Regions from separate parts of the Homo sapiens genome. Here region 2 is linked to region 1. Evidence: chromatin contacts called from ENCODE Hi-C data. All regions are on one chromosome and are shown on one strand. The core of a region is the stretch at or near the end of the contact, and the rest is flanking DNA. Distances in the headings are between cores, read along the strand shown. Region 1 holds the start of CYP26C1 (cytochrome P450 family 26 subfamily C member 1). Region 2 holds the start of FFAR4 (free fatty acid receptor 4).

What was found. Hi-C counts contacts between places; a loop is a spot of excess contacts on that map. Pooled maps may share reads with other maps.
Region 2: a loop to region 1 is called in a map with no recorded cell type, with 4 times the contacts of the local background. The contact joins the promoter of FFAR4 here to the promoter of CYP26C1 in region 1. A Hi-C loop is called at or near these places in 1 of 37 single-sample maps with no recorded cell type and 6 of 50 pooled maps.

What each region holds. Positions count from the first base shown.
Region 1 is chr10:93,058,264-93,063,886 of GRCh38, forward strand. It overlaps CYP26C1 (cytochrome P450 family 26 subfamily C member 1), which reads left to right and starts at 2,535. Exons shown (of 6, transcript NM_183374.3): 1 at 2,535-3,204; 2 at 3,747-3,971; 3 at 4,457-4,732. The coding sequence starts at 3,001. It overlaps EXOC6 (exocyst complex component 6), which reads left to right. Exons shown (of 22, transcript NM_019053.6): 22 at 1-1,227. The coding sequence ends at 92. RefSeq lists enhancers at 2,553-3,462, 4,416-4,535, 4,546-4,715.
Region 2 is chr10:93,562,051-93,568,129 of GRCh38, forward strand. FFAR4 (free fatty acid receptor 4) reads left to right here and starts at 4,615. Exons shown (of 3, transcript NM_001195755.2): 1 at 4,615-5,237. The coding sequence starts at 4,671. RefSeq lists an enhancer at 4,017-4,855.

The DNA of each region.
Region 1 (5,623 bases), core at 1,285-3,784:
TCAGGAAGAATGATCGAGACAAACAGAAGTTGATAGAGACAGTCGTGAAACAGCTGAGAAGTTTGGTGAATGGTATGTCCCAGCACATGTAGACCTCACATGGCTTGCACTCAGTGACACCAAATCCATGATTCAATGTTGATCTTGAGCAAGTATTGGTCATGATACAGTAATTTGTTTACAGAATCCAAAAATACAATAGAGAAGATACATGAGGGCTTAAACAAGAAATAGTAATAAATATCATTTGTATGGATTTTTAAATAATCGAATACTATTTTATATATGGAAAAAAATGACCATTTTTTCACTTTTAGGGGAAAATGCAAAAGTGTAATACATAAATTGTCACAAATTATACATGAAATTGATTACAAATACATTTGAAAAACATATGCCTCTACTCATAAGTATTTTTTTCTATTTAGACTTGAATGATAATCTGTTTTTTGATCAGTATATGGCTTTGGAATTCAATCATGTCTGATATGGTAGTATTTCACTACCATTTTCTGACTTTTAGCTTTTATTTTCACCTCAATGTGATTTAAGCAGACCAAAATTTCTAATTCTGCTAATTCTGAAGGGGAAATAGACAAATCTTAAAAGCTGCCTGAAATCAAACTTGATTTAACTCAGTAAGAATGTGAATTATTTGTTCTACTTGGGTGGTTTAATTTAATCGTTCTGAATATGAACAAAAGGTTTTGGATTTTCTAAAGATGCAGTGTTGTTTCTGTTCATCAGGGTTAATATTTCTAACTATATTGCTTGTAGGTGACCCCATTCTGGATTTGTTTGGTTTGGTTTGGTTCCAGTTAAAAGAGAGGACAGGAACTAAATGGGGCTAACCACTTCAGGTGCAGCTTGTGCGAGGGTAGATGGTTCCTGCACACAGAAGTTACCACAGGGGTCAGGTTACTTTCTTCAAATAGCAGATTTCAGTACTTTATCCTCATTGTGGAAACAAGCCAAACCAAATGAACTCTGGAAAACCTAAAACAAATGTACATTTTCCTTTGTGTATGTTTCCGTGGTCCAAATGGCAATATAAATCCAGTCTTTATTCTCCCTTTGTTGTATTTATGCTGAATCTTCCCTTTGCCTTTTCAGGATTTAGGCCTGTAAGAAACTATGCCTGATTCTGTAAAATAAGTGTAAAGAATTATATGTACATCTCTGGATTTTGTGATGAAATATTAAAAATATTGAGCAAGTTGTTGAAAATGCATTACTATTTTGTCTATTCAGAGCTTACTGATTTAAAACAAGTGCTTCCTGGAGAAAAGGCATATTATTTCCTAGTTACTGGAATGGGAGTGGCACCAAAACAGTATATATACATACACACACACACACACACACATATATATACATATGCGCACTTGTTCTCTCGATCATCTCTTAATCCAAAGTATTTAATGTTTTTAAAAATATTACATGAAAAGCATGGTAGTTCTTCAGGCACGGTGAAATCTGGAGGAGAGGAGCGGTGAACAGCTAGCTCTCTTTGAAGACTGGAATGGGGCTGCCCTTCGCGCCTTACCCAGCCTTCCAGCGTACTTGGGGTGTCTTCCCTGCTTTGGCTGAGACGTCCCGGGATTCAGAGAGATACTGCCTTTGCACTGCCTGGAGGAGACCACTGTGGGACCTCTTTACTCTTACCAATAATATAAACACCCTGCACCCCTCCACACACACCCCAGGTTGCACTGTAGGGACAAGAACGAGTGAGTCCTGAGGCATTTGGAACCCTTGAATGGGACGCACAAAGCCCAAAACGCAACAATGTAGATTGACAAGAGTCGTCGGGCAAACTCGGGGGAGGGAGGGAAGGATGTGCAGGGAAGGATGAATTCGGTCCTTGAGACCGGAAAGGTGCTCGTGGGTATCCGCTTCTGGAGGCTTAGGACGTCTTTATGAAGCCTAGGGCAGTAGTGGAACTGCCATCTTTGGAAGGATACCTGACGTGGTAGATCAGAGAGCCGGGAGAGGTGGGGAGCTGTCGGAGAATCTCGGCTGCGCTATCCCTCCTGGGCTTTTGCGATGCCAACGCAGGCGTCGACGACTGCAGTTTCCCTGAAATAGTCGGAGCAAAGGAGAGAAAAGCCCAGTTCTTTCACCTTGGAGTGGCGAGAGAAAGGCACCTAGAAGCTCGAGGGCGGGGACGGCAGAGGGAGCCAGCGGCCGGGGGTGGGCCAGGAGCACTGCGGGGCGCAAGCCCGGGTCAGTTCTGCGCGTTGGGTTCGCCCACTTTCTGAGCGCCTGCGAAGAGCGGGGAAGCTCTGGCGCGAACCCGCAGGCCCCGCCCGAGGACGCTCGCGGGGCGAGCCCCCAGCCCAGCTCGAGCCGCCCCGGCGCCTGCCACTCCCTACTCAGAGCCCCTCCGTGAGCGCGCCGCTGCCCACCGCCTCCAATCACCACTCTGCGTGGAGCGCTTTAAATATGCAAAGACACGTCACGTTGTGTGAACCGGGATCGGTCCGTAGGGGGGGAGCCAATATCTATATAAACGTGTCCAGCGTGGGCCAAGAAGGGTTAAACGACTGGAGGAGGGACAGGTGGGGCGGGGGTCTGCAGACCAGGTTGGCAACACTGGTGAGTTGCTCTTCTTTCGCCCTCCTTCCCTTCTTCTATCCAAAGGGTGCTGAGCCCGGGAGGAGGTGGGAGGTGCCCCGCGGAGCCGGGAGTGAGCGTTCCCGAGGCAGCAGGCACCTTCGAGAGGGACTGGCATTTGGGCCCAGGAGCCAGGAAAAAGTCCTGAGCGTGCCGGCCTCGAGGAAGGCACGTTCCCTAAGGGCGCACGGTCACTGCAGTCTTTCACCGTCCGTCTGTTTTTAGAACAGAGTTCTGGCCTGAGCTTATAAATCTCGGGCTTTGCCCCCAAACCCCAGGCCTTTTGCGGACGGAACAGGTGAGCACTGCGCACTGCTCGCGCCCCGGTTCTTGCGTCCCCTGCTCTCCCTGCGCTCTGAGCGGCCTGGCCCCCGCGGGCTCATCATGTTCCCTTGGGGGCTGAGCTGCCTGTCAGTGCTGGGGGCGGCGGGCACTGCTCTCCTGTGCGCGGGCCTGCTGCTCAGCCTGGCCCAGCACCTCTGGACCCTCCGCTGGATGCTGAGCCGGGACCGGGCCTCCACCCTGCCTCTGCCCAAGGGCTCCATGGGGTGGCCCTTCTTCGGCGAAACGCTGCACTGGTTAGTTCAGGTGAGCAGTCCTTCGACCCCGAGCGCTAATACGGTCCCTTCTTCCCCCGGCTCCCACTGGACCCTCCTCAGTCTCAATGCCCATGGGATTTGTAGCCAGTCCCTGCCCATCGCCCACGACCCCGGGAAGCGCGCACAACTCTCGCCTTTACCTAGATACTCCGTTCCCTCGAAGGGACCTCAAGTCACTGGAATTCCCCCCAGAGCAACTCCCAGACACAACGCAGGGGGTAAACATAAGGGGTTTTAGGAAGGGGTCTGAGGAGCACGTCCTGCAAGGGTAGAAAAGGAGCCTGGAGCTTGGCCCAGCTGTGAGCCCTTGGGCCCTCACTTCTTCACTCTGAGTCTGTTTCCTCATCTCACCAATAGGAACAGGAGCATGTACATTCCCGTAGAGTAGATACCAGGCCCACTGGGGATCTTGTTTTGTAAACGCGCCAGCCAGGGACAGGAAGTTGTGATCAAAAGGCAGCTGGAAGGTCTGGGTCAGATCCCAGCCCAGGCCCAGAAGTTCCAGCTCTCCACCCTCCGCCTCGCCCGCAGGGCTCGCGCTTCCACAGTTCTCGCCGAGAGCGCTATGGGACAGTGTTCAAGACGCACCTGCTGGGCAGGCCAGTGATCCGCGTGAGCGGCGCGGAGAACGTGCGCACCATCCTGCTGGGCGAGCACCGCCTGGTGCGCAGCCAGTGGCCGCAGAGTGCGCACATCCTGCTGGGCTCGCACACACTGCTAGGTGCGGTCGGCGAGCCGCACCGGCGGCGGCGCAAGGTGAGTGGAAACGGGAATGGACCGTAGATACGTCGGATCCGCGGTCCCCGGCATCTGCCATGGGCCAGGCCGGGGCCCCGGTGTTGGATACACTGTGAACCCGACCAAGGTCCCTGGTAACTAGCGGGTGGCCTTGGGCGGGTCCGTTACCTTCAGCTTCGGTTTATAAAGTTAGGACTGCGCTAAAAGATTCTTTCATCTCCCATCTTCCGTGGCTGTGATAGCAGAAGCGCTGGAGACTCAGACCTAGAAAGGGGCCAGGGAAGACTTCTTAGAGGAGATGGCAGCTGGAGCCTGGATGGTTGGGAGGGACTGTGTGCATCAGAGCAGAACTGGGGGAAATGGCGAAAGCAAAAGCCAGGAAGTTTAGGTCTGGGCCGCTTGGAAGAGGGAGAAAGGACCGGAACTGGCCTTCTGGCTACTCCGGAATCGCCAAGCAGATGAGGCCAGACCGCCGCCAGCGCTGATCACGCGCGCTCCCACAGGTCCTGGCGCGCGTGTTCAGCCGCGCCGCGCTGGAGCGCTACGTGCCGCGCCTGCAGGGGGCGCTGCGGCATGAGGTGCGCTCCTGGTGCGCGGCGGGCGGGCCGGTCTCAGTCTACGACGCCTCCAAAGCGCTCACCTTCCGCATGGCCGCGCGCATCCTGCTGGGGTTGCGGCTGGACGAGGCGCAGTGCGCCACGCTGGCCCGGACCTTCGAGCAGCTCGTGGAGAACCTCTTCTCACTGCCTCTGGACGTTCCCTTCAGTGGCCTACGCAAGGTACGGCCGCCCCGGCTCCAGACCTTCCTCCGAGGCTCCGCGGCGCGGGCGGGCCTCCCAGACCCAGACGGGACGCCCTCGGCGCACCCCGCGCGTCCGTCACCTCTGCTGGGAACGGCGGCAGGGCCCGGGGGTGGGAGGCGTTGTGGCGGTGGCGTGGCGGTGGGCTCTGGGCCTGGCCTCTGTGCTGGTTCGCTGGTGTGACCTGGGGCTGGCCACACGACCTCCGTGGGACGCGCCTGCCGCGACGCGCTCCAGCCTGAGCAAGCGCGGGCCGCCAGAGTTTGGGGTCTCGGTGGCAGGCGTCCTGCCAGTCGGTCGGACTCCTTCCCACAGCGGCGCCCCTGGGGCCGGCCTCCATCACCTCTTCGGAAGCCCAGATGGCTGCGGAACCGAGGAGAGCGTGAGGGCTGCAGATGAGCCCCGGTCCAGCCCAGCGCCAGCCCCGGACCCAGGGGTGTGGGCGTCAGCTCCACCAGCCCTGGACCCGCTAGGTTTCGGGATCAGAGAACTGCTGCTTCTCCAGACTTCAGAACAATGGGCAGGACCCGGAGAGCAGCTAGGATGCCCCATCCCGCCTTTTGGTCCCCCTATTCTGGGACTTCCCACTGTTTGATTCCCTGGTTTTCAGTCACCTGCATAAAAATAATATGTGTAAAGGATCATGCTATAGGCTGATCACCGTGGATACGTTTTCTGATCTAATCCTCGCAGCCTGCAAAGTGTTATGATTCTCATTTTATTGGCCAAACTTATTTTATTGACTTACCCAAGATCACACCGTTAGTAGGGGCACGAACAGGACTTTAACCTCATCTCCTCCGACTATGGAACTCAAGTGCTGAATTACAGTGCTTTCCCCGGGGGAATGCTTTTGCTGCGGCTATTCCC
Region 2 (6,079 bases), core at 3,365-5,864, 510 kb after region 1:
AAAGCATACACAGAGAAAGTCCCCTGTGCCCCTCTCCCCTCCTGTTTGGTTGGAAATGTAAAGAGGTACAGAAGCCACCTGCAATGTTGGCTTTCTCTTTAGCTTAGAAACGAGACTGTCCAGATTTACGCTTGGTAAATCCTTGTCTCAGTTTCTATGGCTTTATCTGAGAGTGGAAGAGGTAAAGAACTAATACCATGGGCAATAAATATGACTTTCACAGTGATGGATCAGCCAATGGGTATCTACTGTCCAGTCTCCAGGGAATACGTGAAGTCTGTCTACCCTGAGGATGCCACACCCAGCCCTGTGTATGAAAGGGATTTCACGGCTGTGCACATCTGGGGCCCAAACACAAAGCGGAGCCCAGTGGGTTGGTTAAAGGGGTCACAGAGGTTGCAGTGAAACATCTCTGAGAAAAAATGGTAACATTTTTGGCTTTTGCCACTAGATGTGACCCCACGACAGGGTTAAAAATAAGAAGTAAAGTCTTGTGAGGTCTCAAGAGCACAGGATTTCTCAGCCTCAGTACTATCAACATTTTGGGCTGGACAATTCTTTGTTGTGGGGAATGTCCTGTGCATTGTAGGATGTTAGCAGCAGCGTCCCTGGCCTCTACACACTGGATGTCAGTAGCAATCTCCCAGTTGTGACAACCAAAAATGGCTCCAGACATGACAAAATGTCCGAGGGTGGGGGTTGCAGCAAAACCTCCCCCAGTTAAGATGCACTGCTCTAGCGGTTCAGAGCAAAGACTCCGGAGTCAGACTGTCTCGGTTCAAATCCCAATGTTTGCAACTTGTAGGGGAATTGAATGAGTTAACAAACACAAAGGAAGGATGGCCATATACTTTATCCTCCAAACCAGGGCAATTTGAGAATGAAAAAGGTTCTAATAATAATTTCATAAACTGGTGCTGGCCATGGTGGCTCATACCTATAATCACAGCACTTTGGGAGGCCAAGGTGGGAGGATTGCTTGAGATCAAGAGTTCAATACCTGTCTGGGCAACATAGCGAGACCTCACCTCACAAAAAATAAAAAAAATTATCTGGGCATGGTGGTATGCACCTGTAGTCCCAGCTACTCATGAGGCTGAGGCAGGAGGATCACTTGGGCCCAGGACTTCAAGACTGCAGTGAGCTATGCCCATGCCACTGTACCCAACTTGGGTGACAGAGTGGGACCTTGTCTCCAATAATAATAATAATAATAATATCATAACTGGGACTGTCAGCAAGCAGAGTTGTGTCCATAATCCATATACAGTGTTGACCACAGAGTCTGACCCACAGTGTCCACTCAGTGACCACTGTGCGAAATGCTTTACATTAAGGAACTTCATTTAATCTTCCCCAAACCCTACGAGGTCAGTACTATCACTATCCCCTTTCATATATGGGAAGACTGAAACTCTAAGAAGCTACAGTAACTTGCCCAAGGTCACACAGTGAGTTGTCCTGCCAGGGCTCTGGTCCCCAAAGGCTAGTGCCCACATGGGCTCGGGTACTGCAGGGAAATGGCACTACTCAACACCCATCCGGCTCTGCATGAACTGCTAGCTCTACTAGGTAATTCACAGTTCCAGCATTAGATTCATGACATTGTACCTTACAAAGCTGAGTGTTTAGGAGTTGCTGTGATAAAAAGCAGGAACTGCATGAAAATCAACATGGAGCAGTGCTCAATATGATTTTGTTTTGAAAAACTGTGCAGAGTACAACAAGTGCACCCAGCCCATCAGGAAGCTATTGTTGTTGGTTTTTTAAAAAAAATTTTTTGAGACAGGGTCTTGCTTTGTTGCCCACATTGGAGTATAATGACCATAGCTCACTGTAGCCTCGACCTCTCAGGCTCAAGCCATCCTCCCACTTTAGCCTTCCAGGAAGCTGGGACTATATAGGTACAAGCCCCCATGCCCAGCTATTTTTTTTTTTTTTTTTTTTTTTGTAGAGATAGGATCTGGTTATGTTGCCCAGGCTAGTTTTGAACTCCTGGGATCAAGTGATCCTCCAGCCTCAGCCTCCCAAAGTGCTGGGATTACAGGGGTGAGCCATTGCACTTAGCCTCACTATGGTTATTTAAGAATGAAACAACAAGCCGGGTGAGTGTAATCCCAGCAGTTTGGGAGGCTGAGGTGGGTGGATCATTTGAGGTCAGGAGTTTGAGACCAGCCTGACCAACATGGTGAAACCCCATCTGTACTAAATTATAAAAATTAGCTGGGTGTGGTGGTGGGTGCCTGTAATCTCAGCTACTCGGGAGGCTGAGGCAGGAGAATCGCTTGAACCCAGGAGGCAGAGGTTGCAGTGAGCTGAGATGGCACCACTGCACTCCAGCATGGGCGACAGAGTGAGACTCCCTCTCAAAAATTAAAAAAAAAAAAAATGAAACAATAAAATTTTTACCCCAATTTATATGTATTATTATTTTCCAAGATAGTTACTAAGTTGTTAGGACATAAAGTCTTATTAAGTTGTTTGGACCCAACTACTTAATAAATGAAACGTTTCTGTTTGGTTTTTCTTTTTGCCTAGGGGTGCCATGAAGGTGCAGTGAATGGAGAAAGTTTATGAGCCTCTGCACTCAACATTTTGCCATTGGTAGAACCCAGGAGGTTAATGTTGGAGAAGGCCTTTTAGTGCAAAGAGCCCACCCTGGTTGTACATTCTAGGGAAACCTCTCTGTGTCTATCTCATCACATCAGCCTGTGATGTAATCAATCTCTCTCCGTCTCTGTCTGTGCTTTTCCCTCTTACTTTCTCTCTCTCTCTCTCTCTCTCTCTCTCACACACACACACACATACATATACCTATAGTTTCCTTTCCCTCACACAAACACTAATATCCCCTGACCCTAATCAGACAGTTGCCAAAACCCCATTTGTCTGAGTTCCCTTTATTTCAATTTTTTGCCCTTTTTCAACTGTTTCAGGAAGCAAACCAGTTCTGTTTTTCAACTTGAACCTAGTCAATGTTCAAGCTGAGCATCTACTTCTCAGGTTAGAAGTCACATCATCAGCTCAGACCTGTTTGATACCGTGAAAAGCAGACACACAAATGGACCCCCTCCCCAGACAGTACTTCAGACTCTGGCGCAACCAGCCTGAAGTACTCAGGTTTCTTTCTTTCTTTCTTTCTTTTTAAGATGGTGTCTCGCTGTGTGGCCCAGGATGGAGCGCAGTGGCCTGATCTCGGCTCACCGCAACCTCCACCTCCCGGTTTCAAGCAATTCTCCTGCCTCAGCCTTCCAAGTAGCTGGGATTACAGGTACCTGCCACCATGCCCAGCTAATTTTTGTATTTTTAGTAGAGACGGGGTTTCACCACGTTGGCCATGGCTGGTCTGGAGCTCCCGACCTCAAGTGATCCACCCGCCTTGGCCTCCCAAAGTGCTGAGATTACAAGCATGAGCCACTGTGCCCAGTCAGTGCTTAGATTTCTTAAGACCCAACCTTAAGAAAGACAATTAGAAGACAGAGTGGGCAACTGGGAGAGGCCTGGTAATATGGCAGAGGGAAGAGGGGGTGAAGGTGTGGGTGGCAGGAGGGTGGCTGGTTGGGGAAGTGGCCACTGGATCTTAGGCCACAGGCATACTTTTCCATCTCCAGCTTCCTCATTTACAGAAAACGAGACTGCAGTGGTGTGATGGAAATGTGTGGGACGGGGACAGGTGACTGGCTTTCATTACTAACCAGAGGACAGCTTAGACAAGTCACTCTGGCTGGGCCTCAGTTTCCTTATCTCTAACGGGACTGGATTGCCCAGTGCTCCTCAAACTGTGGCACCTGGGGCACATTCATAGCTTGTGTGTGAATCTGCCAGCCTTGAAATATCTGTCTTCCTTGGATGGCAAGTTTATTAAAAATTTTGGAAGGACTCACTCTTTTTATAAGAAAGCATTTATGTCATTGTTCAGAATGCAAAATGTATATGCATTTTAGTTACAATAACTAATATTTGATAACATTTAACGAGTAATTACTGTGTGCCAAGTGTGCAAAACTCTAGGTGAGCCTCACAATAACCTAATGGGGTATTATTATTCCCATTTTATAGATTAAAAATCTGGGGTAGAGGGAGTAGATAATCCACCTAAAGACCTGTTATTAAGTAGTGATAAAAGATCTCCACTCCCTCTCTCCCCCACAAAAAATATGGACTCATTACAAGTTGTTTTAGGATCTACCTCCAGACCCATGGAGTTTCTTTAGTAAAGCCTGAACGACACAGGCCAAAATAATCTCCAAAGGCCAGCTCTGACCCTTTTAAATCAATTTTAGCTAAATCCGTTCACAAAAGGCTTCGCACATCCAGTGTCCCTGAAAAATAAAGGAGGTTGGGCAGGCCCTGCGGGGGCTCGAGGAATTCGCTAAGTGAGTTTTCTGGCTTCTGGATACACTTTCAAAGGGCCAGAGGGCACGAGGCTTCCGCCTTGGCCGCCACCTCCCCGGCCAGCTGCGGTGTTCGCGGCCAGTGTTGCCGGGCACTTCCTGGTTCCCGCGCGCCCCGGGTGCAGCTCCCTGCACCCAGTGCTGGCGCTCCTCAGAAGGGAGGGGGCCAGAGGCGAGATGTCGCAACCGCCTCCCTCCCTCTTTCCCCGCCTTGGCACTCAGTCGCCTCCCAGATGAGCACTCTCTCAGACCGCTGCGGGCCGCCAGGCGCCGGGAATGTCCCCTGAATGCGCGCGGGCAGCGGGCGACGCGCCCTTGCGCAGCCTGGAGCAAGCCAACCGCACCCGCTTTCCCTTCTTCTCCGACGTCAAGGGCGACCACCGGCTGGTGCTGGCCGCGGTGGAGACAACCGTGCTGGTGCTCATCTTTGCAGTGTCGCTGCTGGGCAACGTGTGCGCCCTGGTGCTGGTGGCGCGCCGACGACGCCGCGGCGCGACTGCCTGCCTGGTACTCAACCTCTTCTGCGCGGACCTGCTCTTCATCAGCGCTATCCCTCTGGTGCTGGCCGTGCGCTGGACTGAGGCCTGGCTGCTGGGCCCCGTTGCCTGCCACCTGCTCTTCTACGTGATGACCCTGAGCGGCAGCGTCACCATCCTCACGCTGGCCGCGGTCAGCCTGGAGCGCATGGTGTGCATCGTGCACCTGCAGCGCGGCGTGCGGGGTCCTGGGCGGCGGGCGCGGGCAGTGCTGCTGGCGCTCATCTGGGGCTATTCGGCGGTCGCCGCTCTGCCTCTCTGCGTCTTCTTCCGAGTCGTCCCGCAACGGCTCCCCGGCGCCGACCAGGTGAGCGCCCCTCTGTGTGTGCCGGGCAGGTGTCCTGCGCAGGCTGGGAAGCGGGGCCCCGACGGAAGCTGGGATGAGGATGATCAAGAACAACAATAGCCATTTATTGCACTTAATCGTTGTGCCAAATCTTGTGCCCATGGCTGTGAAGTTTAATCTCTTAAATCTCACTACAACGCTGTGCACACGCCCTCCTAAATGATGTAAGTGGAGTCCCCCAAATTCTTGCAAAATGCAATGACTGTTGCGAGGTTAATTAACGAGTAGTTTAGGAGCGAGACGGAACTTTGGGGGTGCAGGGTGGCCAAACACTTTGTATTGAATCATGATTCCTCGCCAGGTGCTACAATACTGTTATTATCACACCCATTTCACAGATGAGAACCAGAGGCACACCGAAGTGTATAATAACTTGCCCAGAGTATTTTATCCGTAATTCGAGGAGGAGATGGGCTCCTTCCAGAAGTTTACCCGTAATTCAAGGAGGAGTTGGGCTCCTGTCCAGGGTTGGGTTATGGTCCTGCTTTGAAAGCGCGCGGACAGGCATGTGAGACCCGGGGACCCCAGATGCAATGCTGTCTTTAGGGGACTTGTGACAGAATTCCCTTCCGGGGTCTTCAGTTTTTTCAGCTGCAAAACGGAAGGATTACACTAGACCTTCGAGGTGTCCTGGGCGCCTGAAATGTGCAGATTACAGAGGCTGGACCGACGAGCTCTGTTTTACATAGCGGGTCAATAGTTGTCATTATTAGCTCATAGGGGTGGGAGTGACCATGATCGGAATAAGGTTCTGCGGATAGTGCAGGACATTGGCTCTGTTCCCCTCAAGTCCCGCGGTCCGG